Regions from separate parts of the Homo sapiens genome. Here region 2 is linked to region 1. The links are chromatin contacts, found by Hi-C or POLR2A ChIA-PET in ENCODE. All regions are on one chromosome and are shown on one strand. Each heading gives the region's core, a stretch centred on a gene start or an enhancer-like site at or near the end of the contact. The rest is flanking DNA. Distances are from core to core; before and after follow the strand shown. Region 1 holds the start of COQ8A (coenzyme Q8A). Region 2 has its middle 17 kb from the start of PARP1.

The links. Hi-C counts contacts between places; a loop is a spot of excess contacts on that map. ChIA-PET counts read pairs that join two places held with the same protein, here RNA polymerase II (POLR2A). Pooled maps may share reads with other maps.
Region 2: a loop to region 1 is called in a map of CD4-positive, alpha-beta T cell, with 2.4 times the contacts of the local background. The contact joins the enhancer-like site here to the promoter of COQ8A in region 1. A Hi-C loop is called at or near these places in 1 of 168 maps with a recorded cell type or tissue (CD4-positive, alpha-beta T cell) and 6 of 50 pooled maps. POLR2A ChIA-PET finds 5 or more read pairs at or near these places in 2 of 52 experiments (CD4-positive, alpha-beta T cell and CD4-positive, alpha-beta memory T cell).

Annotation. Positions count from the first base shown.
Region 1 is chr1:226,939,004-226,941,703 of GRCh38, reverse strand. It overlaps COQ8A (coenzyme Q8A), which reads right to left and starts at 1,410. Exons shown (of 15, transcript NM_020247.5): 1 at 1,305-1,410. RefSeq lists silencers at 1,185-1,344, 1,395-1,704 and enhancers at 1,975-2,074, 2,265-2,314, 2,049-2,700.
Region 2 is chr1:226,423,892-226,426,591 of GRCh38, reverse strand. No RefSeq gene overlaps it. Among named protein-coding and RNA genes, the nearest start is that of PARP1, 17 kb to the right of the region's middle. RefSeq lists a silencer at 1,899-1,948. Within about 2 kb of position 1,436, at least 4 of the 41 ENCODE cell types and tissues checked have a DNase peak (open chromatin) inside an H3K27ac peak, as active enhancers do.

The DNA of each region.
Region 1 (2,700 bases), core at 161-2,660:
TCCCAGGTTCAAGCAATTCTCCCACCTCAGCCTCCTGAGTAGCTGGGATTATAGGCGCCCGCCACCACATCCGGCTAATTTTCGTATTTTTTTTTTTTCGGTAGAGACGGGGTTTCACCATTTTGGCCAGGCTGGTCTCGAACTCCTGACCTACGGTGATCCACCCGCCTCGGACTCCCAAAGTGCTGGGATTACAGGCGTGAGCCACCGCACCCAGCCGCCTGAGTCTTACAGATGCTGCTCCTGTAGCTCCCCTTTTGTCTCTCCTCGGGAGAAAGGCCTTCCTCCAAAAGAAGAGTCTCCCAAGAGCCCTCCTGCCAGGATGACCTACCCATCCACAGCGTGACAACTGGCAGGCTGGCATCAAGGAATGTTCAAATCCTTTGGCAATCAGGTAGGCCTGGCATGACCAGCTACTCAATCCTGTCACGTAGATCCAAGGCCCAAGTGAACGTGCACAAGTTTTTCAACAGGCTGTAGGCCCGACTCAGGCTGGAAGACTGCACACAAGCCTCTCACCCTTCAGGAACCTGACATCTCTCACCCAAATGGGGAGTCCCAACACCCAAACCTGCCCCTGCAGCACTCCCCATCGCCCAAAGAGGGTTTGGCAGAGGGGCTGTTACCTCTGTGCAATGGGTGAGAATGAGCCTCGGAAAGGTTCGAGTTTAGGGGAGTAAGCCCAAACCACTCACAAGACCCCCCAGAGTTTGGAGAAGAGGAAAGGCCAAAGAAAAGCGAAAGGAAGAAAGGATCAAAAAGGATCCCCTGTCCCAAGTTCACACAAAATTCCCACCTGCGAAGCCCAACAGCTGGCTCCAGCCAAGGAAGTCAAAGTTCTCACCCAAACCTGCAGCCAGCGGCAACGAGCCTAGAGCCCCAGACACACAGTGCAAGGGGGTCTGGGAGTGAAGAACAACATTATTAGAAAGCGAAGCATCAAAGCTGTATTGGCGACCAAAGGGCATGGGCAACGGGCATTCGGCAGCGGGAAGGCGGTCGGGCAAGCAGCGGGCGTGTTCCAGGGACCCAAGGCTCTGCACGTGGCCCTCGTCTCCTCCCCGAAGCAGGAACGAGGGGCTGAGGTGGACCCAGGGACGTGAGACGGCTGCAGAGGACCCACCCTGCAACTGAGGCGCCCCCACTGCGTCCGGACCTGAGGCTCGCGGCCAGCGAAACTCGCGGGGAAGCTGCGCTGTCACATGAAGAGAATGCAAGAAGGGCTGAGGTGGGTGTTGACCCCAGCTCTGGCCGCAGCCAGACGGCGCCTGGGCACGCGGCGGGCCGGCGGGTGGCAGCCTTACCTGGCTGCAGGAAGCTGGGATCCGCGGTCACCTTCTAGCCGCCTCCGCGCCCGCCTCTGCGCGCTGGCCACCGCGCTGACGCCCGCCACGCGCTCCGGATCTGTTTACCAACTCGCCCGCTCCGGGGGAGCCCCAGCTCACAAGCCCCGCCCCGCGGGCCGCTCCCATTGGCTGCACCGCCGTCCGCCTGCCGAATGCCGCTCTGCGCGTGGGAGCGTGCTCGGCCCGTGCTCCCGGCCCGTAGCCAATCGCGACCGAGAGCGGAGCAAGAGGAGCCAATGGGAGGCTACCTTAGCGGACAGGGCCCTCCTGTTCTCCTTTTCCCCACCTCCCGGCTACCTTTCTCTCTAGCAAACCGGGGCTGGAGGCCTGGCTTTGGAGTTGCTGGCCTGCGCGCATGCGCCTTGAGAACGGGAGCCTTTTTCACTGCGATGCAGTGTGCGTGGCCGCAAAGGCACCCCTGCGTGCTTGTTGCCTCCAGACTGGTGCTTGCTGGGCCTCTGCGCGGGCCTGGGAGGGGAGGCTGTGGACCAAGCAGACGCGACTGCGGGGCGTGGAGGGTGCCGCCGCTTTAAGGACCGGGCGATGCCTGTTCTTTGCTCCTCTCTATGTAGCAAGAGCCCCTTGCCCAGGGTCCACAAAAAGCACTCCGAGGAGGGGAAACGCGGCGGGCAAGGCCGCGCACTTCCACTTCCGGCCCTTCGGCCGGGGCCCTTCAGGCTAAGGATGCTTGTTTTGTGTGGCGCCATCCTCAAAACAGGAAGCCTCTGCCACCCGCGCCCCGAGGGTAGAGAGATAGTACCCTCACCGGAGTCGCTGTCCGCCCGCCGGTCTCGTCGGCGTGCAGGTGCCCGCAGTCGCTGACAGCCGGGGTTTTGGAGGGCGCGCAGCCAACACGGGATGGAGCTCGGGTGCAGCCCTCGGCGTCCCCGCCGAGCAGCCCTGGGAGGCACCGCCACCAGCAGCACGCAGATTTGCCCCGTCACTCCCTCCTTAACGAGAAAAGGAACGTATGAGCCAAAGTCGGCTCGACAATTTCCACTCAGATGACCCCAAACACTGGTCTGCAGCTCTGTTAATCGTTCTTGTGGAAAAAAGAAATAACAATTTAGTTTTTCATGAAATGAAATACTCAAGCCAAAGGATTGTTCCTTATTCTGAGCCTCCCCCCGCTTTTTTTTTTTTTTTTTTTTTGGTATTGTGAAACGAAAATTCACTCTGCCAAAAGGAAAAAAAATTAAACTGAAAGCTGAGTCATGCAACTGCCTTTCCTTTTGTTCCTAAGCAGATAGCTACAGATTAAAGGTGAAGTATCTCCACTCTATGTTCACCTTATCTTGTGTAAAGTGCCGATTTACTGAGCGCCAAATACATAACTGTTGCCCTACCTGCTCCC
Region 2 (2,700 bases), core at 187-2,686, 520 kb after region 1:
CGCACTCGGAGCAGCCAGCTGGCCCTGCCAGCCCCGGGCAATGAGGGACTTAGCACCCGGGCCAGCGGCTGCGGAGGGTGTACTGGGTCCCCCAGCAGTGCCAGCCCACCGGCGCTGTGCTCGATTTCTCCCGGGCCTTAGCTGCCTTCCCGAGGGGCAGGGCTCGGGACCTGCAGCCCGCCATGCCTGAGCCTCCCACCCCCTCCATGGGCTCCTGTGCGGCCCGAGCCTCCCTGACGAGCGCCACCCCTGCTCCATGGTGCCCAGTCCCATCGACCACCCAAAGGCTGAGAAGCGCGGCCAAATGGCGCGGGACTGGCAGGGAGCTCCACCTGCAGCCCTGGTGCGTGATCCACTGGGTGAAGCCAGCTGGGCTCCTGAGTCTGGTGGGGACGTGGAGAACCTTTATGTCTAGCTCAGGGATTGTAAATACACCAATCGGCACTCTGTCTCTAGCTCAAGGTTTGTAAACACACCAATCAGCACACTGTGTCTAGCTCAGGGTTTGTGAGTGCACCAATGGACACTCTGTATCTAGCTACTCTGGTGGGGCCTTCGACAACCTTTGTGTCTAGCTCAGGGATTGTAAACGCACCAATCAGCGCCCTGTCAAAACAGACCACTGGGCTCTACCAGTCAGCGAACGTGGGTGGGGCCAGATAAGAGAATAAAAGTAGGCTGCCGGAGCCAGCAGCGGCAACCCTCCTGGGATATTCTTCTGCAGTGTGGAAGCTTTGTTCTTTCGCTCTTTGCAATAAATCTTGCTACTGCTCACTCTTTGGGTCCACGCTTTTTTTATGAGCTGTAACACTCACCGCCAAGGTCTGCAGCTTTACTTCTGAGCCAGCGAAACCACGAACCCACCAGAAAGAAGAAACTCCTAACACATCCGGCCATCAGAAGGAACAAACTCCAGACGCGCCACCTTAAGAGCTGTAATGTAACACTCACCGCGAGGGTCCGCGGCTTCATTGTTGAAGTCAGTGAGACCGAGAACCCACCAATTCCGGACACACTGGGAGCAAGGGGCCACCAGGTTGCTTAAGGAGGGGTGAACTGACTCAGGTCAAAAACGGAGCAGTTCAAAACTCCCGTTCTGATCAGTAGTGGAACCGCACCTGTGAGTAATCACCGTACTGCAGAATGGGCAACATAGTGAGACCCCCATGTCTAAAAATAATAATTAAAAATTTAAAAAGAAAAGGATTTCCTGTGGAGGATTTTCAAAATACACTGGCCTAGGTTTCTGTCCCAGAGATTTGGATCTGGGCCAGGGCCCAGGTGTGTATTTGAGGGGTAATAAATGAAATTAATACATGTACAGTGCTTAGAAGGGCTCACATTATCATGCAAAAAATGTTAGCTCTGTTATTCATTGTTATCCAAAAAGTCTATTGAGTATCTACTCTGTGCAGCACCGGAAATACACTGATAAGCCCACATCTCTGCTCTTTCAGAGCTTACAACGTGCAGAGGAAAAAACAAACAACAAAAAATAAAAAAAAAAAATTGAAACTAGCAAATTCAAAGAGTGCTATATCCAGTCTGCCCTCAAACCCCTGCCTTTTCTGCCTCCTAGGACTATCCTCTTCTCTCCTCCCACTGCCACTGTCCTGGTCCAGGCCGCCATCACCTCTCACCAGGATGGCTCCAACAGCTCCCAATTTTCTCTGCCTGCAGCCTTGCAGCTTTCCTCACAATGCAACCAGAGGGATTGTCTAAAAGGCGCATCTTCCTCCTCTCCTGCCAGTTTCCAAATCTCTTCTCCAAGTGTGCTGCCGGCAAATTAAACAAGACAACCAACCCAGGCTGGAGTAGATCTTGCGGGTTTCTTTCATCAACATCACACCTCATTAGGTTGATTTGTGTGTTTCCAGAGTTGCCTGTGCTGGGTGAGTGTGTGTATTTTGAACACCATCTAGTGGACAATAGGGCAATTTATTTCCAGGCTATGGAATGAACTCCCCAAGCCCTAGTCAATCTTTCGAACTTCAAAGATTTAATAAGTAGCCAGATTTTAAAAGCAAAGATTGTTCTTGACCCCATAACAAGATCAGAGTCAAAGGCAACTTGCAGCCTGCTTCAGAAGCTCCACTCTGCCAATAGGCCAGAGGGAAAGGAGGAGTAGGGTGGTGCCAAATAGAGGTAACTTTGGCCGTTAAGATCCTTTTGTCCTCACCCCAGATGCTGGTTCCTTGCTCTCCCTGTAGCTTCAGATTCTCAGCTGGTTTCCCATCCCTTTTCCTAAAAGGACAACAGCCCTGCCTAGCAGATTTCAAATTTCAGTCTACCAAGCACTGCTATTTCGCTCTCTCTCTCTCTTTTGTCTTTTTTTAAAGAGACGGAGTCTCACTCTGTCACCCAGGCTGGAGTGCAGTGGCACAATCACAATTCATTGCAGCCCTGAGCTCAAGCCATCCTCCCACCTCAACCTCTGGGACTACAGGCCCATGCCACCATGACTACCTAACTTTTTAAAATTTTTTGTAGAATGGTTGGGTGTGGTAGCCCACATCTGTAATCTCAGCACTTTGGGAGGGCAAGCCAAGGGGATTGCTTGACCCCAGGAGTTCAAGACCAGCCTGGGCAACATGGCGAAACCCCATCTATACAAAAAATTCAAAAATTATCCTGGCATGCTTGTAGCATCCTGCGCACGCCTGTAGCCTCAACTACTTGGGAGGCTGAGGTGGGAGGATC